Linked DNA regions of Homo sapiens: all the other regions are linked to region 4. Evidence: chromatin contacts called from ENCODE Hi-C or POLR2A ChIA-PET data. All regions are on one chromosome and are shown on one strand. Each heading gives the region's core, a stretch centred on a gene start or an enhancer-like site at or near the end of the contact. The rest is flanking DNA. Distances are from core to core; before and after follow the strand shown. Region 1 holds the start of COX19 (cytochrome c oxidase assembly factor COX19). Region 2 overlaps ADAP1 (ArfGAP with dual PH domains 1). Region 3 holds the start of DNAAF5 (dynein axonemal assembly factor 5). Region 4 holds the start of LINC03015 (long intergenic non-protein coding RNA 3015).

The links. Hi-C counts contacts between places; a loop is a spot of excess contacts on that map. ChIA-PET counts read pairs that join two places held with the same protein, here RNA polymerase II (POLR2A). Pooled maps may share reads with other maps.
Region 1: a map of CD8-positive, alpha-beta T cell shows a loop between it and region 4 (11-fold over the local background). The contact joins the promoter of COX19 here to the promoter of LINC03015 in region 4. A Hi-C loop is called at or near these places in 2 of 168 maps with a recorded cell type or tissue (CD8-positive, alpha-beta T cell and naive thymus-derived CD4-positive, alpha-beta T cell), 2 of 37 single-sample maps with no recorded cell type and 8 of 50 pooled maps.
Region 2: a loop to region 4 is called in a pooled map, with 5 times the contacts of the local background. The contact joins the enhancer-like site here to the promoter of LINC03015 in region 4. A Hi-C loop is called at or near these places in 2 of 168 maps with a recorded cell type or tissue (both naive thymus-derived CD4-positive, alpha-beta T cell) and 8 of 50 pooled maps. POLR2A ChIA-PET finds 5 or more read pairs at or near these places in 2 of 52 experiments (CD4-positive, alpha-beta T cell and activated naive CD4-positive, alpha-beta T cell).
Region 3: a map of OCI-LY7 shows a loop between it and region 4 (11-fold over the local background). The contact joins the promoter of DNAAF5 here to the promoter of LINC03015 in region 4. A Hi-C loop is called at or near these places in 4 of 168 maps with a recorded cell type or tissue (CD4-positive, alpha-beta memory T cell, CD8-positive, alpha-beta T cell, OCI-LY7 and 1 more), 11 of 37 single-sample maps with no recorded cell type and 14 of 50 pooled maps. POLR2A ChIA-PET finds 5 or more read pairs at or near these places in 1 of 52 experiments (naive thymus-derived CD4-positive, alpha-beta T cell).

Annotation. Positions count from the first base shown.
Region 1 is chr7:971,053-977,033 of GRCh38, forward strand. COX19 (cytochrome c oxidase assembly factor COX19) reads right to left here and starts at 4,497. Exons shown (of 3, transcript NM_001031617.3): 1 at 4,376-4,497; 2 at 2,129-2,240. The coding sequence starts at 4,457. RefSeq lists enhancers at 3,720-4,602, 3,902-3,971, 4,603-5,483 and silencers at 4,212-4,371, 4,392-4,671.
Region 2 is chr7:933,683-939,430 of GRCh38, forward strand. ADAP1 (ArfGAP with dual PH domains 1) reads right to left here. Exons shown (of 11, transcript NM_006869.4): 2 at 1,693-1,823. Among named protein-coding and RNA genes, the nearest start is that of ADAP1, 18 kb to the right of the region's middle. RefSeq lists a silencer at 3,273-3,322. Within about 2 kb of position 2,974, at least 4 of the 41 ENCODE cell types and tissues checked have a DNase peak (open chromatin) inside an H3K27ac peak, as active enhancers do.
Region 3 is chr7:724,680-730,279 of GRCh38, forward strand. It overlaps DNAAF5 (dynein axonemal assembly factor 5), which reads left to right and starts at 2,020. Exons shown (of 13, transcript NM_017802.4): 1 at 2,020-2,636; 2 at 4,984-5,168. The coding sequence starts at 2,042. PRKAR1B (protein kinase cAMP-dependent type I regulatory subunit beta) reads right to left here and starts at 2,602. Exons shown (of 11, transcript NM_001164760.2): 1 at 2,531-2,602. RefSeq lists silencers at 2,093-2,292, 2,543-2,592, 2,653-2,762, 2,803-2,882.
Region 4 is chr7:144,441-150,785 of GRCh38, forward strand. LINC03015 (long intergenic non-protein coding RNA 3015) reads right to left here and starts at 4,998. Exons shown (of 3, transcript NR_134325.1): 1 at 4,889-4,998; 2 at 4,092-4,178; 3 at 4-371. LINC03014 (long intergenic non-protein coding RNA 3014) reads left to right here and starts at 5,278. Exons shown (of 2, transcript NR_108065.1): 1 at 5,278-5,692. RefSeq lists an enhancer at 4,729-5,023.

The DNA of each region.
Region 1 (5,981 bases), core at 3,247-5,746, 830 kb after region 4:
TACCCTCCCCACAACCCAGCCAGGAGGCCCAGCCATCATCCCATGAGGCCCCCACACACTCTGTGCTGCTGGCAGCGGGTGAGGCTGCTCCACCAGCGTGTCTGTGTGACACCCGGTGCCTAAAACTAATCCCCAGGACAGGACGCGAACTTCTAAATCACTGCAGAGGCTTGAGATCTCAGACCACGGTGGTCATCTGAAACACACCTATATTTTCACATCAGGCAAACATGGTCCAAGTCCTCAAGAGACAACTTTAAAAACTCCATTGTGGTCCATTTTCTAAAACAGACACACACGGAGGTTGGAGTAAAGTAATGTCTAGGATTTTAGCACAGAAGGAAAAAGGAAGAAAAGAAATGGCTAAAAACAGGGTGGGTGCCGGTTATGGGAGGTAGACTCCTCAACTTCTGTATGTTTGATGATTTTCATGAACAAATAACCAATCGAAATTCTACGGTCAAAATAACTGACCTTATAGAAAGAGCAGAATTTTTAAAAAGAAAAAAAAAACAACAAAAACAAAAAACAACAAAAGCCTGGGCGTAGTGGCTCACGCCTGTAATCCCAGCACTTTGGGAGGCCGAGGTGGGCGGACCATGAGGTCAGGAGATCCAGACCATCCTGGCTAACACGGTGAAACCCCGTCTCTACTAAAAATACAAAAAATTAGCCGGGCAAGGTGGCAGGCGCCTGTAGTCCCAGCTACTCGGGAGGCTGAGGTGGGAGAATGGGGTGAACCCGGGAGGCGGAGCTTGCAGTGAGCTGAGATCATGCCACTGCGCTCCAGCCCAGGCGACAGAGTGAGACTCCGTCTCAAAAAAATAATAAAAATAAAAATAAAAAAACAATGAAATCAGAACACATGCCCTGAACATTTGCCTAAACATTGCCTGGCCAATCTGCGAGACCACCTGAGGCACTGGCCCTGGCTCCCTTCCTCCCAGCTGTCCTCGGGAGTCTCAAGGGGAAGCTGAGCATGAGGCAGGAGGCCTGCTCACACCCTCACATGAACACAGCTCAATTCACACCGTCTCTAAAGCTTGGCAGCGCCATGGAGAAATTCTCAGTTCCAGTTTTCTAAAGATGCATTAATTTAAGACTAATTTAAACACGTGGCTCCAGCCAGCGTGCTACTTAAACAATCAGAGATGGTAAGAGACAGATTCAGTGTGGCCCTTGGACAAATGTGAGCCCTGGAAGAGCCTAAGCGACAGCCCCAAAGGCAGAACGTGGCCTCACTGAAGTCCACACCGCTGAGAAGGCCCATCATCCTTACGGCCCCAAATGTCCACACGAATAACCCCGAACACACCTGTGTGGCCGGAAAGGCACAACGGATTTTTGCCTTGAGGGAAATGTCTGAGTATGTTATGGGAACATGAAAAGAGCTCAAAGTGGATGGGCGAATTGTCAACCTGTCTTCAGCACAGACACAGCTGTCTGAAGACCGAAATGCTTAGTGAGCTAATCATGGCCTCGAAAAGCAAAAATAAAAGCTCCCACTACCATCATATAATTATATGCTACATGCTTTTTTTTGCATAAGGGATTAGAATAGCTCTTATTTTAAGTAAAAGCTGTGGGGATCATAGCTACGAACGCGTTTGTTTTGTTTAAAAGTGAGCGTTGGTGAGTTCTGGTTACGACAGGAAGAATCATTCATCTTTCATCATTTCTTAAATAGTCTATTGTCCTCCCTGTCACATTCCCAACAACTCAAAGTGGAGCAAAACAACCCAGTGCATATTTTTAACATCTGAGAATGCAAAAGAAAGAAACTGTGTACCCACGACCTTCGGTCTTTTGACTCAGTCAGCATTATGATGCACGATTTGGAAACCTTAATGACAGGTCGGTAGCAACCAAATGTGGAAAGAAAATGCTCTCAGGAATGCAATCATGTATAACGCTATCGCTCAAGAAGAGGTTCCCAAGATTGTGAAACAGCTTTTGGTACAATTTCATCTGATAAGCCTCCATTTCAAGGGCAAACAATTCCACAGTCCTGAAAAACACAAGCTGAATCCCAGGCCTGAAAAAGACACACTGTAATGGCCTTTCAGGAAAAAAAAAGTTTTAATTGGAGTAGTGGGAGGTGGAAATCATAACGCTTAGCTGTACTCACCTCTCCATCCTGCATTCTAAATATTCTTTTGATTCCTTTCTGCACAAAGCATTTTCAAAATTATTGTTATGAAGACACTTCATGAATTTCTCTTTAAAGCTTTTACATTCACCTAGAACGAGAAAGAAAACAGCATGTTCTTTTCAGAGTGAAAAGTGATGCAACCACACAACAGCCTTAAGAGCTGCGCTGCTTTTCCTTTCAAAACTTGTTTCCTCAGGCCGGGCGCAGTGGTTCACACCTGTAATCCCAGCACTCTGAGAGGATCACCTGACCCCAGGAGTTTGAGACCAGCCTGGGCAACACAGTGAGACCCCCATCTCTACCAAAAAAAACCTTAAAAGTTAGCTAGGTGTGGCGCACGTCTGTGGTTCCAGCTACTCAGGAGGCTGAGGCAGGAAGATCGCTTGAGCAAAGGATTTCGAGGCTGCAGTGAGCTTGATCACACCACTGCACTCCAGCCTGGGCAACAGATCAAGACCTTGTCTCCTAAAAATAATCCAGGCTGGGCACGGTGGCTCACGCCTGTAATCCTAGCACTTTGGGAGGCAGAGGTGGGCGGATCACCTGAGGTCAGGAGTTCAAGACCAGCTCGGCCAACTTGGTGAAACCCCATCTCTATTAAAAATACAAAAATTAGCCGGGCATGGTGGCGGGTGTCTGTAGTCCCAGCTACTCGGGAGGCTGAGGCAGGAGAATTGCTTGAACCCAGGAAGCGGAGGTTGCAGCGAGTCGAGATCACACCACTGCACTCCAGCCTGGGTGACAGAGTGAGACTCCATTTCAAAAATAAATAAATAAATGATCCAGCCTGGTCAACATGGGGAAACTCCATCTTTAAAATAAAAAATAAAAAAACAATAATAATTAGCTGGGTGTGGTGTTGCACACCTATAGTCCCAGCTACTCTAGAGGCTGAGACAGGAGAATCGCTTGAACCCGGGAGGAGGAGGTTGCAGTGAGTCGAGATCACACCACTGCACTCCAGCCTGGGCGACACAGTGAGAGTCCATTTCAAAAATAAATAAATAAATAATCCAGCCTGGGCAACATGGGGAAACCCCATCTCTAAAAAAAAAAAAAAAAAAAAAATTAGCTGGGTGTGGCGCTGCACACCTATAGTCCCAGCTACTCTAGAGGATGAGACGGGAGACTCCCCTGAGTCCAGAAAGGAAGGAGGCCGAGGCTTCAGTGAGCTATGATTGCACCACTGCACTCCAGCCTAAGCAACAGAGTGAGACCGTGTCTCAAAACAAAAACAATCAAACCCAAACTTGTTTCCTTCATAAACATGCTGAAAACAACAATGGAAAAAACCCACAACGAGGTAAAGTCAGCCCAGTACGAGGTTAAGGTGCAATGTAGGTGATGGTCACAGGAGAGTTCAGGGTAAAAATTCTTTCATTTTTGCTATTTGAAAATGTCACAATAAAATGTTGGGAAAGAAACAGTAATTCACAGATCGTTTTTCTTTTCTTTTCTTTCTTTTTTTTTTTGAGACGTTGTCTCACTCTGTCGCCCAAGCTGCAGTGCAGTGGCCCGATCTCGGCTCACTGCAACCTCCGTCTCCCGGTTCAAGCGATTCTCCTGCCTCAGCCTCCCGAGTAGCTGGGACTACAGGCGAGCCACATCACACCCAACTAATTTTTGTATTTTTAGTAGAGACGGGGTTTCCCCATGTTGGGCAGGCTGGTCTCGAACTCCTGATCTTAAATGATCCGCCCACCTCGGCCTCCCAAAGGGCTGGGATCACAGGCATGAGCCACCGCGCCCGGCCCACAGATCCTTTTTCGAAGCCTTCATGTCCACGGAGGCAACCCCACCGGAATACGGCCAGAAGCACTGGGAGATCAGCAGCACTTTTGAGCTTTGCAGCAGACATCGCTAGGCACCGTCTAAGCCTCGGCTGCAGCTGCGGGCTTCGTGGCCGCCGAATGCCCCGCTCTGCAAACCCGGGGCACAGACAGCCCGCCGGGTGAGTCAGGGCGGAGCCGGAGACCCGGAAGCCTGACGCAAGGAGTCGGTGTCGCTGCCCTCGTCACGGGGGCCACGGTCCTGCCAGCTCCCACCTGCAGGGTCCATGCCGCAGCAGTGACCCAGGGCTGGGTGGGGCGGAGGGGCGGGCCGCCGTGCCTCAGTTTCCCCGCCTGCACCGCGCTAGATGCCGGCACCCCATAGGGCTCCGCGCTGGGCCGCGACCCAGACCCCCCATCGCAGACCCCTGCCCGCCGACCTTCCGCCGCTCACCTAAGTGATCCAGCGGGAAGCTGCCCTTGTCCGGGGGCCGCGGCTGGAAGCTCTTGGTCCCGAAATTCATGGCGGTCGACATGTTGGCGACTCCGGAGTCTGCGAGCGCCTTGCGAGCGTACGCAGGGCGGCCGGCGGAGCGCCGAGCAGGCACCCCGGGAGCGCCGAGCACGTCGAGCAGGCCCCGTCCCCGCCCCTTGCCCAGGCCCGGCCCCACCCCTTGCCCAGGCCCGGCCCCACCCCCTCGGAGTCAGCAAGCTCCTGAGCCCCGGTGGGCGCTGCCCGGGCTTTCCCGTCCCCTGGGACCCTCACAGCAGTCGGTAGCAGAATCAGCTTTTGGAATTGGTGAGAAACCGAGGCCCAGAAAGGTTCAGCGAATTGCCCGAGGACACATAGCGGTGCCGGCGTCTCTGCATCCCAGGTGTCTGCTGGGGCCTCGGTTTCCCCATCGCACAGAGACCTCATCACGGGGCCCATCCGGGGAGGAAGGCGGCACAGGAGGGACAGGAGAGCCTGTGGACTCGCTGCCTGCGGCTGCTGGAGCCAGGTGACACCACCGAGCAGCTTCAACAACAGGAATGTGCTCTCAGTCCTGGGGTCTGGAGTCCAAGCAGTGGGCAGAGTGGGGGCCCTGGGGACAGTCCCAGCCTCCCAGCTTCTGGGGGCCGCCAGCCTGTGAGGTTCCTTGGCTTGCAGAAGCACCACCTGGTCTCGGCCCCTACGTTCCCATGGTGTCCTGCGCATGTCCAAATTTACTATTTTTATTTATTTATTTGAGACAGGGTATTGCTCTGTTGCCCAGACTAGAGTGCAGTGGCATGATCACGACTCACTGCAGCCTCGACCTCCTGGGCTCAGCGATCCTCTCACCCCAGCCTCCTGAGTAGCTGCGACCACAGGCACACACCACCACACCAGGCTAATTTTTCTATTTTTCGTAGAGATGGAGTCTCCCTATGTTGCCCAGGCTGGTCCTTAACTCCTGGGCTCAGGCAATCCTCCTGCCTCAGCCTCCCTAAATGCCGGGATTATAGGCATGAGCCACCATGCCCAACCTAAATTTCCTCTTTTTATAAGGATAGCAGTCATGTTGGGTTAGGGGCCGTCCCAATAACTTCATCTTAACTAATTATATCAGCAGCAACCCTATTTCTTTGTTTTGTTTTTTAAAACGGAGTCTCTCTCTTGTTGCCCAGGCTGGAGTACAGTGGCTCGATCCTGGCTCATTGCAACCTCCACCTCCCAGGTTAAAGCAATTCTCCTGCCTCAGCCTCCCGAGTAGCTGGGATTACAGGCGCCACCAACACACCCAGCTAAGCTAATATATTTTTTTTCAACACAGAGTCTCACTTTGTAACCTAGACGGGCGTGCAGTGGTACGATCTCGGCTCACCGCAACCTCCACTTCCCGAGTTCAAGAGATTCTCCTGCCTCAGCCTCCAGAGTAGCTGGGATTACAGGCATGCGCCACCACACCCGGCTAATTTTTTGTACTTTTCGTAGAGACGGGGTTTCACCATGTTGCCCAGGCTGGTCTCGAACTCCTGACCTTAAGTGATCCGCCCACTTCAGCCTCCCAAAGGGCTGGGATGACAGGCGTGAGCCG
Region 2 (5,748 bases), core at 1,724-4,223, 790 kb after region 4:
GGGTCAGTGGTGCTGGAGAGCCGGGGGCCGGGGTCAGTGGTGGTGCAGAGCCGGGGACCGGGGTCAGTGGTGCTGGAGAGCCGGGGACCGGGGTCAGTGGTGCTGGAGAGCCGGGGGCCGGGGTCAGTGGTGGTGCAGAGCCGGGGACCGGGGTCAGTGGTGGTGCAGAGCCGGGGACCGGGGTCAGTGGTGCTGGAGAGCCGGGGACCGGGGTCAGTGGTGCTGGAGAGCCGGGGGCCGGGGTCAGTGGTGGTGCAGAGCCGGGGACCGGGGTCAGTGGTGCTGGAGAGCCGGGGGCCGGGGTCAGTGGTGCTGGAGAGCCGGGGGCCGGGGTCAGTGGTGGTGCAGAGCCGGGGACCGGGGTCAGTGGTGCTGGAGAGCCGGGGACTGGGGTCAGTGGTGCTGGAGAGCCGGGAGCCGGGGTCAGTGGTGCTGGAGAGCCGGGGGCCGGGGTCAGTGGTGGTGCAGAGCCGGGGACCGGGGTCAGTGGTGCTGGAGAGCCGGGGGCCGGGGTCAGTGGTGCTGGAGAGCCGGGGGCCGGGGTCAGTGGTGGTGCAGAGCCGGGGACCGGGGTCAGTGGTGCTGGAGAGCCGGGGACTGGGGTCAGTGGTGCTGGAGAGCCGGGAGCCGGGGTCAGTGGTGCTGGAGAACCAGGGGCTGGGATCAGTGGTCCTGGAGAGGGGGTGCCAGAGTCAGTGGTGTTGGAGAGGGGGGGCCCAGGGTCAATGGTGCTGGAGAGGGGAGAGACATGTACAGGAGGCCACCAGCCTCTACGACCCTCCCCATCCCCACAGCAGCCCCCAGACCACCACTCTCACCTCCATGCGGCCCTTCGGTCCCACTCACAGCAGTCAGGAAGATCAATGGCTTCCAGACCCCAAGTCCCACGAGTGGGGCTGGGGTGACCCTCCCACCGGGTCTTCAGGCCCCACGCTCCATCCGACCTGCAGCCCCCAGCCGGGGTCTTGTTCCTTCTCCACCTCCCTCGGGGTCTCCCTACGGGGCCCTTCCTGCCGCCTCCAGCATGCGTGGCCCCTCCCTGCACGCCAGGGCTTCCTGGTTGGCTCACACCCGTCTCCCTCCCCATAGGGGCGTCTCTAGGGCCCCACGAAGCATCTGTGGCTGGTGTCCCTGCCTGGCCATGCCAAGTGCTCCGTGAAGCCTCATCAGATGCATGGGTGAGAGGTGGGCAGTGGCTGTGTCACCTCAGAGGCCGCCCAGGGGACAGGTAATGGTGCCCTACACGGCAGCGGGCCGGGGTGCACGTGGACTGCCGTGTAAATGCGACCCTGACTCTGGGTCGTGCCGCGCGGCCTGGGACGCTGCATTCTGTTTCCTTAGAGACAGGGTCTCTTTTACCCTGAGCCCAGTGCTCCAGGTGTGGGGATTTGAGGGGAGCACTCCGGAGCTCCCAGGGCACGGGAATCGGCGACCCGCCTTCGCTCCCTGGCCCACCACACACACCTGGAGCTGCTCACAGAGAGGTTGGACCCGGCACGGGGTGGGTGGAGCAGCCACACAGGCGGAGCCGCTGGAGAGGGGGCGGGGTCCTCGGGTCCAGCCAGCCAGGCCCCCAGAGTAGCCCAAGGCTCCAGGGGCCACAGCCAGGCCGCCCGGCATCTCTGGCTCCAGAGGCCCGGGCTGAGGCCACCCGGGGACTGCGCGGGTCCCCCCGCCCCTCCCCCTCCGTACCTCCACTTGGGCCTCCTCCCAGGCGTCCAGGCGGACGGACTTCACCTTGCTGACCTGGGGGATATTCCGGTGGATTCCCGAGCAGCTCAGGCAGATGAAGACGCCCAGAGTGTAGGAGGCCCAGTCGGGATCTGCAAGGGAAAGCCGGACGTTCACGGAGGCTCAGCCCAGGGACCCCGGAGGGAGGGTGGACGGAGCCTCGAGTCAGGAGCCCCCGGCCATGCAGTGGGGGGGGCTTCAGCGGAGACCCCCGGGTACACCAGGCTCCGTGCGCCCCACAGGCACCTAACCCCAGCTCCCCCCCCGCCCTCTGCCCGGTGCAGACGGGGCTCTCCCCAGACACCCCACGGCATCTGAGGAAGCCGATCTGCATGCACCTGCTCTGCCCCGCGGGTGCCGGGAACCTCCAGCAGAGGCCGGCCCCACAGGAGCCCATGCCCCGGGCTGGAGGGCACCCGGCACTCGTGAGGATGGGTCCACCTGCTTTCCTCGTGTCCGCTGCCCTGGGAGAAGTCTGTGGGCCCGAATCCTCCTGGGTGATGGGGCCAAGATTGGGAAATTCAGATAGGATCTGAGTGCAGGGGGTGCCTCACACCCAACGCGCTGCACACCCCCGAAGGACGGATGGTAGCCGCGGATGACGACGCACCCTGCGTGGGGTGACAGCGCCCGGCGGCCACTAACTTTGCAGGTGTGACAGCGGCGCTGTGGCTTCACCCTGCATGTGGCCTGTCTAGGGATTCCACGTCTCGATGTCTGGTTTGCCTTAAAAGGTCCAACAAAGCTGGACACAGTGGCTCAGGCCCGTAATCCCAGCGCTTTGGGAGGCTGAGGGAGCAGAATTTTTTTTGAGACATAGTCTGTTGCCCAGGCTGGAGTATGATGGCACGATCTCGGCTCGCTGCAACCTCTGCCTCCCGGGTTCAAGCGATTCTCCTGCCTTAGCCTCCCGAGTAGCGAGGCACGCACCACCATGCCCGGCTAACTTTTGTATTTTTAGTGGAGATGGGGTTTCATCATGTTGGCCAGGCTGGCCTCGAACTCTTGACCTCAAGTAATCCACCTGCTCGGCCTCCCAAAGTGCTGGGATGACAGGCGTGAGCCACTGCCCAGGGTGTGGGTGCCACAGCGCAGTCTTTCTGCTGCTGCACGTGTGAAATGTCTCATTCTGAAACGGCAAAATGTGGGGAGCGTCCAGCCCCGCCCTGGGGCGATGGCTAAGAGGGCTGCTGTGTGACTCTCCTGTTTTCTTCTGGCTCCCAACGACCCTTCACAATAAGTCAAGGGAGTGGAATGGCTGAAAGGCACCCTAGAGAGAACAGTCTCTCTGGGGGAGATGAGTCATCTCTGAACTGCTTTTATTTTTAAGTGGAGGCTCTCCTGGGTGAGGCTGGTGGAAATCGAGGCGCTTCCCCACAAGCAGGTGCGGCTGTGGACCCAAGCCTGTTTGGGGAATCATGAGTGGAGAGGACCCCACCCTTCAGGCCTGGCGGAGGATAGCCCCCCTCCCAACGCTGATCGGGGCCCACCCCTGGCTGGTGGGGGACTCCCATGCCAGGCGGCGGAGGCCCAGTGGGGCTGGGGCTGGGCCTGGGCTCTGAGTCACTGCCAGGAGGAGAGGCACCCAAGTGAGCCCCCGGCCGGGGATGGTGCGTGAGAACCAGCAGGCTGAACCTCGGATTTGGGGGTCATGCCCGGCCTCTGGGATTTGGGGGTCACGCCGGGCCTCGGATTTGGGGGTCACGCCCGACCTCTGGGATTTGGGGGTCACGCCCGGCCTCTGGGATTTGGGGGTCACGCCCGACCTCTGGGATTTGGGGGTCACGCCCGACCTCTGGGATTTGGGGGTCACGCCCGGCCTCTGGGATTTGGGGGTCACGCCCGACCTCTGGGATTTGGGGGTCATGCCTGGCCTCTGGGATTTGGGGGTCATGCCTGGCCTCTGGGATTTGGGGGTCACGCTGCACATCTGGGATTTGGGGGTCACGCCGGGCCTCTGGGATTTGGGGGTCACGCCCGACCTCTGGGATTTGGGGGTCACGCCCGGCCTCTGGGATTTGGGGGTCACGCCCGACCTTTGGGATTTGGGGGTCATGCCCGGCCTCTGGGATTTGGAGGTCATGCCCGGCCTCTGGGATTTGGAGGTCATGCCCGACCTCTGGGATTTGGGGGTCACGCCCGGCCTCTGGGATTTGGGGGTCACGCCCGACCTCTGGGATTTGGGGGTCACGCCCGGCCTCTGGGATTTGGGGGTCACGCCCGACCTCTGGGATTTGGGGGTCATGCCCGGCCTCTGGGATTTGGGGGTCATGCCCGGCCTCTGGGATTTGGGGGTCATGCCCGACCTCTGGGATTTGGGGGTCATGCCCGGCCTCTGGGATTTGGGGGTCACGCTGCACATCTGGGATTTGGGGGTCATGCCCGGCCTCTGGGATTTGGGGGTTTTCTGTCACAGCTGTTAGGCTCCCTGATTAATGAAGCCTGTCTCCCCATTAACGTGGGCTTCTTGAGGACCCCAGACCCAGCACCCCCGGATCTGGCACAGAGCTCAGTCCGGAGCAGGTCTCCACGGGAGTCATGAATGAAGGGGCCACTAACAGCCCTACTTCAGCAGAGCCCCTGTCTTCGAGAGAGACCACAGGCTTTCTCCTCACCCCTCAGTCAGTCAAACATTTGCCCAAGTGACCCTGTCTCGGGTACCAGGAGTTTTGCCTGTGCTGAGTAGGGCGGCTTTTGGGAGAAAGAATGCGGTTACAGGATCAGCCGTTGTTTGGTTTTGCGGGGTTTTTTTTGTCTTGTATTGTATTGTTTTGTTTTGAGACAGGGTCTTGCCCTGTTGCCCAAGGTGGAGTGCAGTGGTGCAATCACAGCTCACAGCTCACTGCAGCCTCCAACGCCTGGGCTCAAGCGATCCTCCTGCCTCAGCCTTCCAAGTAGCTGGGACCGCAGGCATGCACCAGCATACCCAGCTAATTTTTAAAATTTTTGGTAGAGATGAAGTCTCTCTATGTTGCCCAGCTTGGGCTTGAACTCCTGGGCTCAAGCGATCCTCCTGTCTTGGCCTCCTAAAGTGTTGGGATTACAGATGTGTGACGCCGTGTCTGGCCTGCAAAGTATTTAGTTACACACACCCCTGGAGAACAGGTGGGGAAGAACCACACTGAAGTCCCAGAAGAGAGAGACCTGACTCCCCCCGGGCTCCGTCTTCTCCCGAAGCCTTGGTGAAAGATGCCGCAAATGCTCGGTACGTGGCTGTGCGAGGGGCGCCCAGAAGGCACGCCAGTCTCCGGGCCTCGGTCTCCTCATCTGTCGGATGGGACAGCACGAGCCACTTACAGGGGTAGCAGGCAACATGAGCCCAGCTGGGAACATCACCGCTCGGGGTGCAGTGGGGGGCCCTCCTTCTCACCGCATGGCAATGCTGTTGGTTCTGCTCCGACAGTGTGGACCACGGACCCAGGCTTCCTGTCTCATGGCCTTTATCTGCCCATCTAGAAATTCTGAGGGAGGCTGAGCAACGGCCACCAACAGCTCCCGCCCAGCCCAGGGTCCAGAATGCCTGTGCCCACCTCCAACCTCACTCGGGTGCTCCGGGACAGGCTGTCCCTCTCCTGGCCTGGAAGGAGGCCTGTTCACAGAACCCAGGGAGCTGGGCCTGGAAGGAGGCCTGTTCATGGAACCCGTAGCAGGAGCTGGACTCTACGGCGTGGACCAGCTGCCTGTTGTTGTAAATAAGGTGTTACTGGAACTCAGCCATGCCCATTTATGAACTGTCTATAGCTGCTTTTGTGAGCGGTCGTTGACTAGCTGTGATGGAGACTCTACGGCCCTAAAATATTTACTGTCATTTTTGTTGTTTTTTGAGACAGAGTTTCGCTCTTGTTGTCCAGGCTGGAGTGCAATGGTGTGATCTCAGCTCACTGCAACTTCTGCCTCCCAGGTTCAAGTGATTCTCCTGCTTCAGCCTCCCGAGTAGCTGGGATTACAGGCGTGCACCACCATGCCCGGCTAATTTTCTATTTTTAGTAGAGATGTGGTTTCACCATGTTGGCCAGG
Region 3 (5,600 bases), core at 770-3,269, 580 kb after region 4:
CAACATCCCTTGACACTCATTCTCTCAGGACCACCACGGTTAAACACATACTAATTTATCCTTCCATTAAGGGCTATCTCATCCTGCAAGACCCTAAGATCTGGGAGAGCAGGGACCATGGCCAGTTTCTACATCATTGTCATCCTGTCCCACATGTTGCAGACAGTGCCTGGTCAAACAAATGCCTGTTGGAGGAAACAATGAATGAAGGTTACTGAATATGCTACATAACAACTTTTCAGAAGTACTGATGGGCCGGGCGTGGTGGCTCACGCCTGTAATCCCAGCACTCTGGGAGGCTGAGGCGGGCGGATCACGAGGTCAGGACATCGAGACCATCCTGGCTAACACAGTGAAACCCCGTCTCTACTAAAAATACAAAAAATTAGCTGGGCGTGGTCGTGGGCACCTGCAGTCCCAGCTACTTGGGAGGCTGAGGCAGGAGAATGGCATGAACCTGGGAGGCAGAGTCTGCAGTGAGCGGAGATCGCGCCACTGCACTCCAGGCTGGGCGACAGAGCAAGATTCCATCTCAAAAAAAAAAAAAAAAGACGTACCGACAAACACCACCATTTTGCAACACGAAGATCAACAACAAAAAAGAAGGTCAAACTTGAAGTTCTGTCCTAAAATTACACACATTCTGCCTTTAGAAAACTCAGTGCATGGTCACAGATGAGAAGTGCCTGGCTAACCAGACTTGGGGACTCCTGGTTTGCAGTGAGTGCTGTCAAACTCGCGTTCTAGGCTGGGCTCACAGCAACTCCGACTCCAAGCTGTTTAGGCGCCTCTGTCTCCACTCAAGTCCACAGTCAAGGTCACTACTGTGAAACACTGTCTTGCTTTTAATTTCCAAGCTGCCTTGTTATTTCTTGGGAGTAGGCCAAGCTAACTTTAGGAGGAACTTAGTTTATAGTTTAACTTTGAAACAAAGATGATAACAGCCCTTTCCTGAAGCCAACCTCCTTCTTGCCTGGGGACCAGAATGCTTTTGTAAGACTAACACATGAGCCACAAGATTAGAAATTGTGGTTTGAGTCATGCAGCTAGAGGCCACAAGATTCCAAACCTCCCCAGTTGCTCCTTAGGATAACACCACTATCATCAACTCTAAGATTGGTGCTCAAGATATTTTTCAGGCTCTGCATTCTGATGCACCAGGTGCCACCACCCACACCACTAATCTGGCTCAACCAGTTCTGTGATCCCACCCAGGAACAGAAGACAGCAAGAGAATCAACTTTGACTCTCCATGGTTTCATCTCCAACCCGACCAATAAGCACTGCCCTCTCCCTGGCCCCCTACCTGCCTAATTATCCTTAGATGACCCATCTCAGGATTTTCAGAACCTGGTTTGAGCAATAAAGCTCCAGTGTCCTTTAGCCAGTTTCTGCATGCAGCCAGTTTCTGCATGCAGCCAGTTTCTGCATGCATTAAACTCTCTATTGCAATTCCCCTGTCTTGATAAATTGGCTCTACCTGGGCAGCGAGTAAGGCGAACCTATTGGGCGGCTACGCCTGAGATCTAATGACAGGCTGCACGTGAAGCCCAGACCAGGCACCTGTCTTACACCACAGGGGGATCCAGTCCACAGAACCAGCGTCCTTCCCTCCTGGAACGGACCTTCCCAAAGCCAGAGGGGCTCTAGGCGGCTCAAACAGGGGCTTCCCGGCTACCCTGGTCCCAGGCGGGACCACTCAGGTTCCTTCTCCAAGCCCCCTAGGCTGCAGGGCAGGCTTCCCTAGGGGCAGGCCCAGGCCTATAGCCCGGGACCCGCATCCCGGGCGAGCTGCACCCTCCCGAGACCTTCCCCATCTGTACAATGGGGACAGGACAAGGCCCAGCAGGCAGGCTGGCGGGGGTTCCGGCGACAGAGGGGGACAGCGGGCGAGCACGACAAGAGCACAGGCCCACGTGCGCACCGGCGGGGAGGAAGTAGCCCGGCGCCCCGCCCGCAGCGCGGACCGGAAGTGCTGCCGTAATCTGCGCTGAGAGTCGCGAAAGCGCTGTTCCCCTTAGTGACCGGCGACGCGGGCAAGATGGCGGCGCTGGGGGTGGCGGAGGCCGTGGCGGCCCCACACCCGGCTGAGGGGGCCGAGACGGCTGAGGCGGTGGAGCTGAGCCGCGCCCTGAGCCGCCTGCTGCCGGGGCTGGAGGCCGACAGCAAGCCGGGCCGGCGGCGCGCCTTGGAGGCCCTGCGGCGCGCGCTGGAGGAGCCAGGCCCTGCCGCCGACCCCACCGCTTTCCAGGGCCCCTGGGCGCGCCTACTGCTGCCGCGCTTGCTGCGCTGCCTGAGCGACCCCGCCGAGGGCTGCCGCGCGCTGGCAGTGCACCTGCTGGATCTGGGCCTGCGCCGCGCCGCGCGGCCCCGCGATGCCCTGCCGCGCCTGCTGCCCGCGCTCGCCGCGCGCTTGGCCGGCCCCGTGCCCGCGCGCCGCCCGCCCGAGGCCTGTGAGGAGCTGCGCCTGGCGCTTGTGCAGCTGCTGGGCCTGGCCGTGGACCTGTGCGGCGCCGCGCTCGCGCCCCACCTGGACGACGCTCTGCGCGCGCTGCGCTGCTCCCTGCTCGACCCCTTCGCCGCCGTGCGCCGCGAGAGCTGCAGCTGCGCCGCCGCCCTGGCGCAGGCCACGCCCGGTGAGCACCCCGGGCCCCGCTCCCACACGCCACCCCACACTCTCACCCCCACCTCCACCTCCGCGGCCCCTCTCACAACCCCCGCGGCTCGGCCCCGCCCCCCTCCACGCCCGCACCCCCCAACATCCCGGACCCCCCATGCGCCGCTTCCCCCACCCGCCTGCCCCAAAGCACCCCGCCCGGCCCCCTCCTCCCACCACCACTGCTTCCCCTGCCTCACGTCCCGCCACCAACGCGCCCTTCAGCTGCTCCCTTGTCCTCTACCCCCATGTACCTGTTTCCTGCGCTGCCACGTGCTCCTTGCCCCGTGACCCCTGTTCCTGCTTGGCCCTCACTCACCTCACTCCCCTGTCCCCTTGCTCCCCGCCTCCACCCTCCACGCCCCAAGCCCCGCCCCCCACCTGCCTGCTCCCTGTGCCCCCTCCACCTGCCTATCCTGTGCCATCCTCCTCCTTGCACGCCGCCCTCCCGCGACCCTCACCTCCCACCCTCCTCCCTGCCTGAGCCCCCTCCACCCCACCCGGGCCCACGAGCCAGCGCTTCTGTCCAGATACCTGGAAACCACCGCAGAAATTCCTGTTAGGCGGTTTGGGGTGGGGTGTGCCCTGATAGCTGCCCCCTTTCCTTCCCTCGGGGGCTTGCAGGACTTGCACCTGGTTGAGGGCACGCGCTTTGAGACTCTGCTCTGGTCATTTCACTTTCTGTCCCATTCATCCTACTCCCCTGCCTTTCCGCTCTGGCTTGGACCACTGTCCTAAGTGGAAGGAGGCCGCTTCTCCCCTCCACTTTATAACGTTCCCCATCTTTTTTAGAGCTCTGATCTGATCCGGTCGTTCCCTTTCCTTAGCTGGCCATTCCTGCAGGGTCTTGCCCTTTCCCTCCCCTGGCTGGGATGTGGAATGATAGCAGGCGCCTGCTTCCTGCTGGCGGGAAGGCTTTCCGAAGGAGGGAACACTGATGCTATAAATCCGTGGGCGGTAGGGAGCAGGAAAGCAGTGAGGGATCTGGCCAGCTCAGGCCGTCCCAGTGATGTCCCAGTGATGGTCTGAATGTAGTGGGAAGTGCAGGGGGTGTCAATAGAAGTGATAGACCCGAGTTCAGGTTGTTAAAAGATCACTGCAGCTGCGTGGAGAATAGATTCCAGAAGTAGAGGAAGAGCTGGACTTGGGGAAATGCCGAGATTTCCACGTTGGTTAACTTTGGATTTCACATGGTCCAGAACTCCTGTGGAGCTTGGGGAAGAACCTTGGGCTGGATGGACATGGCCATTGAGAATTCCTGGCATTTAATGTATTTCTTCTTCATCCTCAACCACTTCCCTACCCAGTCTGTACATCAGCCCCACGAGCTCCCTCCCTGGACCGTAGGTTCCACAGGACAGCACTGTGCCCATCTGTGCCCCAGCCCCAAGCGCAGCCTGCTGGGGTATGTGCTCACTGGTTGCTGTGGGGTGAGGGACTGTGCCTCTGCCTGGAGCATCCCCTCATCTCCAGCACCTCTGGCCTTCCTCTCCCCTGGGTGGGGGGCCTCACCTCTGGTCTCGGTCACACTGGGCAACGGCAGAGAGGTTGAGGCGCTCACCCAAAGTCTCACTGGAATAGCCGTTTCCCAGACGGGCCCCAAGTAGTGCAGAGCTGAGGCAAGAGGCGGCCTGGATGCCAGAGACCCTTTGGTTCTGACTTTTTTTTTTTTTTTTTTTGAGACAGGGTTTCACTCTGTCTCCCAGGCTGGAGTGCAGTGGGGCGATCTCAGCTCACTGCAACCTCCGCCTCCTGAGTTCAAGCGATTCTCCTGCCTCAGCCTCCCAAGTAGCTGGGATTACAGGCGCCTGCCACCTCTTGTTCTGACTTTCTGCGGGGACTTTACAAATAGGAAGTGCAGTGGCTTTGCCTGGAGTGGTGCTGGCCCAGCTTCCTGGAGGAGCCTGGGGTCTCGTCTCAGGTGGGGCTGGGAGTGTGGCCTCGCCTCTGTCTTCTGGGCTCGGCTTCTTTCCTCTGGCCAGTGTCCCCGTCAGGCCTCCACCTTGGCTTCAGCAGGTCCAGGCTCTCTGGTCTTCAGCCACAATGGGTTTGCACCCCCAGCCTTTCCCCGCTGGTCCTCCTAAGCCTCTGGGTTGCACAGGTGTCATCAGGGTGGGACGCTTGTCCCTGAGCCTCTTCCTGTGCCGGGCGGTACAGAGCTCTCCTTGGCAGCCTGGATTGTGTACTGTTCATGCAGCAAGGACCTGGCGTAGGAGAGGAAGGGAGGTGAGGAACTCATAGGCAGGCAGCCGTCCTCTGGAAGCCCACAGAGCTGGGCGAGGCGTGTGGGAGCAGCTCTGGTAACTGGGGGCCTCCCTGTCCCTCAGACCACTTCCACATGCAGTCGGAGTCTCTGATCGGGCCCCTGATGCAGACCATCTCCCACCAGCACTGGAAGGTCCGTGTGGCCGCCATTGAAGCCACAGGCGCAGTGATCCATTTTGGCAACGGGAAGTCCGTGGACGACGTGCTTTCCCATTTTGCTCAGCGACTGTTTGATGACGTCCCGCAGGTAACTGGTGTTTCTCCTGGACAGTCTGTTCCTCTCTCCAACACAGGCGGGCTGACGTGCTGTTTTTAACTAACTCACTTGTTCTTTTTTCAGAGTGCTGTATGCACCAAATGTCCTTTCATTATTCCTAGTCACAGGACGTTCCTGTTCACATCTTGGAAAAACTAGAAGAGAGCTGAACTGTTTTAATGTTTGATGTTATGAATTCCAAGGATGTTAGAAAGGATGACTTGTGTAGTTATTGTCTCTTAGGCACAGTGTGCACTTCAGCAGTTGCAGAAGGTTCCTTAGTGCTCCCATCCATCAAGACGCACTTTCCCGAAAAGCCACCATGGTTGGTGGACCTGGACTGGGAGAAGAGTGGAGTCGGGGTTGGTTTGTTGGGGATAATTATGTCGTTGGGCTTTGGAACCCACCAAGAGACGGGCAGGC
Region 4 (6,345 bases), core at 3,748-6,247:
GGATTTGCTTATTTATTTATTGGGCTGCCCCTCATACATACGAGCTGCAAGAGGGCAGGGTCGAAGCCTGTCTTGTTACAGGGCCCGTGGTGGAGCTGTACAAGTCACACCCTGCCGAGGGGAGCACTCTGCTCACCAGCCGCCTGGAGGGGCACACGTTTCCCACCCCATTCACCCAGGGGAGACCTTTTTCCGTTGCGTGCAGAGGTTCTGTGTGAGCTGGAGGCGGCCACGGGCCAGTCACACGGATGGTGGCTCCGGCTGGTGCCCATCCCTTCATATTCAGGAGAGACGGACTGTCTGTGAGACATTCTCACAGGTGCTCTGGGATACACGCCATGGCTGTACCTGGCCTCAAGTGGCTCATCGTGCTTCAGGGGATACAAAATGGATACACAGATAACTCTAATACAAAATAAGGTCTGAGGGCAGGAATTTTGGAATATTGTCATATTTGTTTCTAGAGTTATTTTAGAAAAGCTCATATTGTGGGATTTGGATGAAAATTCATCATTACATTCTTAATAGACCGATTTGGGGGGCAAACTGGAGTCCTTTTGTAACACTGGTTTGGATAAGGGAATTTGAAATTACCTCAAAGAATAAGCAACAGTTCTAATTTTCATTCCATTTAGGTTCAGAAAAAGGATGGAGGTAGAAAGTCCTCTCTCCCAAACACTATGATTGACACTGCAGAGTTCTGCAACTCTCGTACGAGGGAGATTTCATGATGATCTCAGTAACCGATCAGAGAATCAACGACTGACTTCGCTGAGGCACGGTGATGAAAAGGTCAAGGTGGTCTGGTCTGAGTGAAGTCACAGCAAGAACCCTTGTCCAGGGCCATTCTCACCTTTGGGGACAGCTCCTTCCCTGTATGGTCCTCATGTCACTGCACTTTCCTGCCTTGTTTCTTGCTGAAGCCATTATTTCTTAATTCCTTAGTAGATATGCAGAGCGGACATCCCAAAGAAGCTAGAAAAATTGATGAGCAGGGAACAGATCAAATCCTCTCCATCAGTGGAAGGCAATTCACGAGGGAAGAAGGCAAGACCATGGGGTAATTTTTCTGAGACTTGACAATGTTTGCCAAGTAAATAAATCTGCCATTTAACACTACGATAAAAGCTGTCATAGCCAGGGTATTAGTGACTACTTGAGGTTTGAGGACAATGAAGACAGAGTAAGATAAACATCCTTACTATCCAGAAAAAAAAAACGGAACCAGAAGACAGCGCTTCTTACTATCCACAAAAGAAATGGAACCGCAAGACAGCCCTTCTTATTTTTCTCCATCTTCGATGGTGAGGAAGAATAAAAAAAAAGTTGCTTTTAAAGTATATTCATTAAAATCAAATTCTATTATCATACACACAAAATATTTACGTGAAACCAGCCACAAAAGAATGACAAGGAACGCTACTGATTTGTCCATTCTGGGGGATAAGAACACAGATTCTTATCTCACTCTTGTTAAAAGAAAACTTCAGCTGAATTAAATTTAAAGGAGTTTAATTGAGCAATGAATGATTTGCACATCGGGCAGCCCCCAGAATTACAGCAGATTCAGAGAGACTCCAGTGCAGCCACGTGGTGGAAGATTTATAGACAAAAAAAGGGAAGTGAGGTAGAGAAACACCTGGATTAGTTACAGGTTGGCATTTGCCTTATTTACACACAGTTTGAACATTCAGCAGTGTATGAGTGATTGAAGTACGGCTGCTGGGACTGGCCGAGACTCAGCAATTGTGACAGGTACATACTCCTAATTTAGGTTTTCAATCTTGTCTACCTATTAAGTTAGGCTCAGTTTGTTCACAGGGACTCCAATACAGAAGTACGGAGTCCTTCTCAGGCCATATTTAGTTCGCTTTAACAATTCCCCCTTTTTGGTCATTTTATCAGTTTTGAGAGATTGATCGAAACTTGAGTTATTGATGTCACTGTCACCATTGGTCTTGAAACCCACTAGGAAGCAGAACAGTGAGTTTTGCAAAGGTAGGAACAAGGACTGAGTTGAGGATACCACCTTATGCTGGAAAGTCCTGTTTGCAAGAGAAAAACAAAACCTGGTCTATTCTAGGACCCATGTGTTTCCTTAAAGTCTTAATTCGATTATGTCACATTTAGCACGAATGATGCCATTTTGGTTCGGTTTGGTCTGTTGGGACCTAGTGCTCAGTCCAAAACAATGGCCTCCCATCATTTTGTTTAAAAAATTCCCCCTTTGTCAGGTTGTCACTTAGGCAAGAGTGTGACCAAAACTTAGGATGTTAGCGCCACTCTCCGTTACTATCATTTTGGATTTCCAGTCTCAGCATGTCACTCATCGGTTTCGGTGTCCTCGTGGTCACACATTTCTTTCAGCTCTTGTCATTCCAGTTGAAGAGAGACCATCTGACGTTCTAAAGATGGCTTCATGCAAACATTTAAAACCTTTGAGAGAATACAGTGCACCAGGGAGACTATTCTTATGACTACTGAGAGGGTTAACACCAAGAATTTGGAGTATGCTCCTTAGCCAGGGTCCCCATAAACCAGACCACCTAAACTCAAATAGACCATTCTTTGACTTAACTCAGTGGTCTTTTCGTTAATTCCCTACAACAGACTCTCTATAACACCTGATGTTTTCTCCATAGGCCTTAAGTGCCAGCATCTGCACAGGTACTTTCCTGTTTAGCCAATTCTATTTTTTAGCATAACTTTCACAAGAGAATTTAACATCTGTTGTGTAGCCTTTACAGTAGAATCTGCTACAGAGTCTACCATGAGGGATATGTTTCTAGTCATTGCCTTTTTAATTCCAAACCATGGAAAAAGGACCTAACAAATGATGCCCTTCTAGAAGAGGGAAGGCCTCTTGGCAATGGTCTCTTTAACCCATGCTGTGGGTTAAGAGGAGTGAACCAATGTTCTGCTTCTGAATGATTATGAGGCACCATATGTACCATTGAAGTTTCTCACCTATGATACACTGGGCCTTCATCTTTATCTATCAAGTTATAAGATTATCCATGTATAAAGCTGGCTGCAAAGCCCTTCACAAATAAAAGTATACCCCATAAGTGCACAAAACAGACCCCCTTCTCACTTCTGTTGTTCACAGAGGCGGAAGCAACGGAAAAACATTCAAAGATAAGAGTCTCATGATAGTAAGAAGTCTTGATCCATGATCTTCAGAAAGAGCTGCTCACATCAAGGATGCCATCTTCTTCTGGGGAGAAACTTCCCTGATTAGCTTTACCTTAAGGGTTTCAATGGATGTAGAGTTCCAAGAGTGACCCTGCTCAGTTGTGAGATTATGACCCCAAGGTTCAAGATCCTGATGTTTTGTTGCAGTGATGATGCCAAGGGCAGCGTTTCTCTGATGTTCTCAGAAGATCCCATCTTTGGGTTCTAGATTGTGAAGGGGTTGATTGTCCTCAGTGAACCATAAAAAGCTCTTTACCTGGTGAAAATACACTGATACATAGTAATCTACTGTTATAACATTAGCCCTCCTGCATGGGAAAGCTTTAGTACAACCAGAACACATACATTGAAAATGACAACTGAATGAAACCCCTTTATAAATGTTTAAATGCCTCATCAGGTAGCCAAATGTACATGAAGCTTTGATTGACTTCCCAGGAGTATGGGTTTGACAAACTAAACATTGTTTATAAACTATTTTAACAATCTGTAAGTCACCACACCAACATATTTAATTTGGATCATTTTATCTTTTCCAGGATGAGTCATGGAATGCATAACTTTTAATAACAAAAGCTTTAAGGACTCACGAAGGACAAGGCAGCCATCTTGGTTCTCCATGAGTCCATGCTTAACATCGGACTTATGTCCTCTTGGGTGCCAGTTGTTTCTCCAAATTGGGCACATAGCATGGATAACTGATGGGTTATCACAGGTAATTTGACTTAGACCATGGAGTTCATTCAAATTGTATATCTAAACAATTTCAGTATAGGCTGATTAAGTATGCAAACCTGGTGAAGCATTTCCTCGGTATTCAATTAATTTTTATTCTATTTGGGTTAGCAGTTTTATAAGCCAGTCAGTCTTTTCATTAAAGTTTCAGCAATTCTTACCCAGTCCAAATGATGTGATTTTGAAGTTACTAGAAACCTGTATTCCACAGTGCTTTTCAGGGTCCTCCCCATCCGTTCACGAACCTCCTAAAAGACACCATGTTCTAGGATTTTTGTGTGCTTGTGAAGTTTTCAGAAACTACATCAGCATGAAGCAATTAACTGCGGAAATGACTTTAAATACTCAAAAAGACACAATTGACAAAGAAATTTGGTTATAACAACAACATAACCATAATTATGATCGGTAGCATATACTCAGAAAAATTAGAATTTTAGAAATCCCATACAACTTTGGAACATATATTAATATCATTCACTAAAATATAACCTGAAGAAGGTTAAATTTTTTTTTTGACACTATTCTGTATCGAAAAGTCCAAAATGTTTCTTAAAAAGTAACTAAAAAAACACTGGAGTAATTAAAGGACACTTCCTGTGCAGGGGATGGAAAAATCTCAACAAAAAAGGAGCGCAGAAGAGCCTGGCTAGGCGGGAGAACACGGTCAGGCCCGCAGGAGACGCCGCGGCACCTGCCAGAAAGAGAGCCGCAGGCCAAGACCAGGAGACGCGAGAGAGGTGGGCAGGGCTGCCCGAGAGACCCAGGCGGCCATTGCCCGCCCTGCGTCTGCGCCTGCGCCGGAGCCTCCTCCACACTGCGCCAGCGCCGAGTCCGGCCGCCTCCTCATTGCGCCGGCGCCGGGGCTTCCTCCACACCGCGCCTGCGCCGATGACAACCCGCCTCTACAGGACGCCTGCGCAACGCCATAGTCACCTCATCAGCTCCGTGCACTTACGAGTCTCTCTCTGATCGACCACGTGTTCCTGTCGGCTCACAGAGGCCGCCTCAGGGTCCTCCCCCATTGTCTTCCTCGCACCCTCCACTGTTCCCGGCCCTTCACTCTGCGCTTGCGCAGGAGTCGCTCGCTCCTCTCTGCGCCTGCGCAGAGGCCACCTCCTCCCCGCCCGTCCGCTCCCTTGGCGTCGTCTTGGGCCGCGCCCCGACCCCTTCTGTTTACGCATGCGCAGGAGCCGCCCTGCGCGGGTGGGGGGCTGAGCCCCTGTGGCTTCAGGTTTAAAGGCGCGAGCGCCACCCACGCAGGCACAAGGGCTCCTAGTCGTTTTATTTTTAGCGTAAGGTTTTCCTCTTTAACAAGGAAGTAAAAAAAAAAGTTGTGCAATAAATATTAATCGTCCTTATATGTACTCGGGAACGTTCGTCCTTTAGGTTTTCTCCTGGCGCATGGGCGCCGCCAATCATTTCGGGGCTTATTTTGGTTCTAAAGCCCGGGGCAGCCAGGCCTCCCTGCCTGGCCTCGGCGGGGACGCGGGACCTGGGGCCCCGGACCGGGCCTAACCGCCCTGGCCGGTCCCCACTGATGGTGGCGGTCGGTCCTGATCGTCCTGATGGCAGCGACCAGGCTGGACTCGGGCTGTGCAGGGGCGAGGGGAGCAGGGCGGGGTGACGCCCGGAGAGCGGCCTGGAGAGCGCGTGCTTCAGAAGGCGTGGGCACCCTGTCCCCTTTGCAGATGGGGATGCAGGCCCTGGTGGCGGTGGAGGGGAGATGGGGGCAGGGACGTTGCCGGGCAGAGGAAGCTGGGTGAGTGTGCACTTGGTCCCCTTTGCTCCTCCCTGGGACTTTGGGCTCTATAGGGCAGCCTCCGAGGCCCACGTGCACACTCGGTGAACCACAGTCCAGACACAGGCAGGGCGGCAGGCCAGGGAAGGAGAGGCCAGGTGTTGGTGCATGGAGAGGCCAGGTGTTGGCCTGGGGGTGCTAAGTGAACCCCCAAGGTCGCGGAGACAGTAGGGCAACAGCAAAACGAGCTCTGCCGTCCAGGGCGAGGGCCCGGAGTCCTCCCCAGGGGTGGGCTGCAGAGAAGCCCCTGTCCAGGCCCTGCTCACCTGCAAAGTGCTCCCGAGCTCCTGTGCCCCCAGCAGCAATCCCAGCCCCGCTGACACCCAAGCTTGTCACCCGCTGGGTTTCTTGAGGTCTGAGGACCGTGGCTGAGGGTGCATGGGCGCTGGGATGGAGGGGGATGTCCTGTCCCAGTCTGTGCTTATTAATTGTTAAAGAGGGCAAGGCTGCTTTTATTCAAGGTGGGGGGGCTGCTAAAGCGAGATGTTGGGTTAGGGGAGGCAGATCCGGCTCAACTCCAGATAGAAAAAGTGGGAATTGACAGCCCAGGCGTAGGGTCGGGAGTGGAGAGAAAATTACTAAGAGGAAGGGTCAGGGGCAAGGCGGGTTCTAGC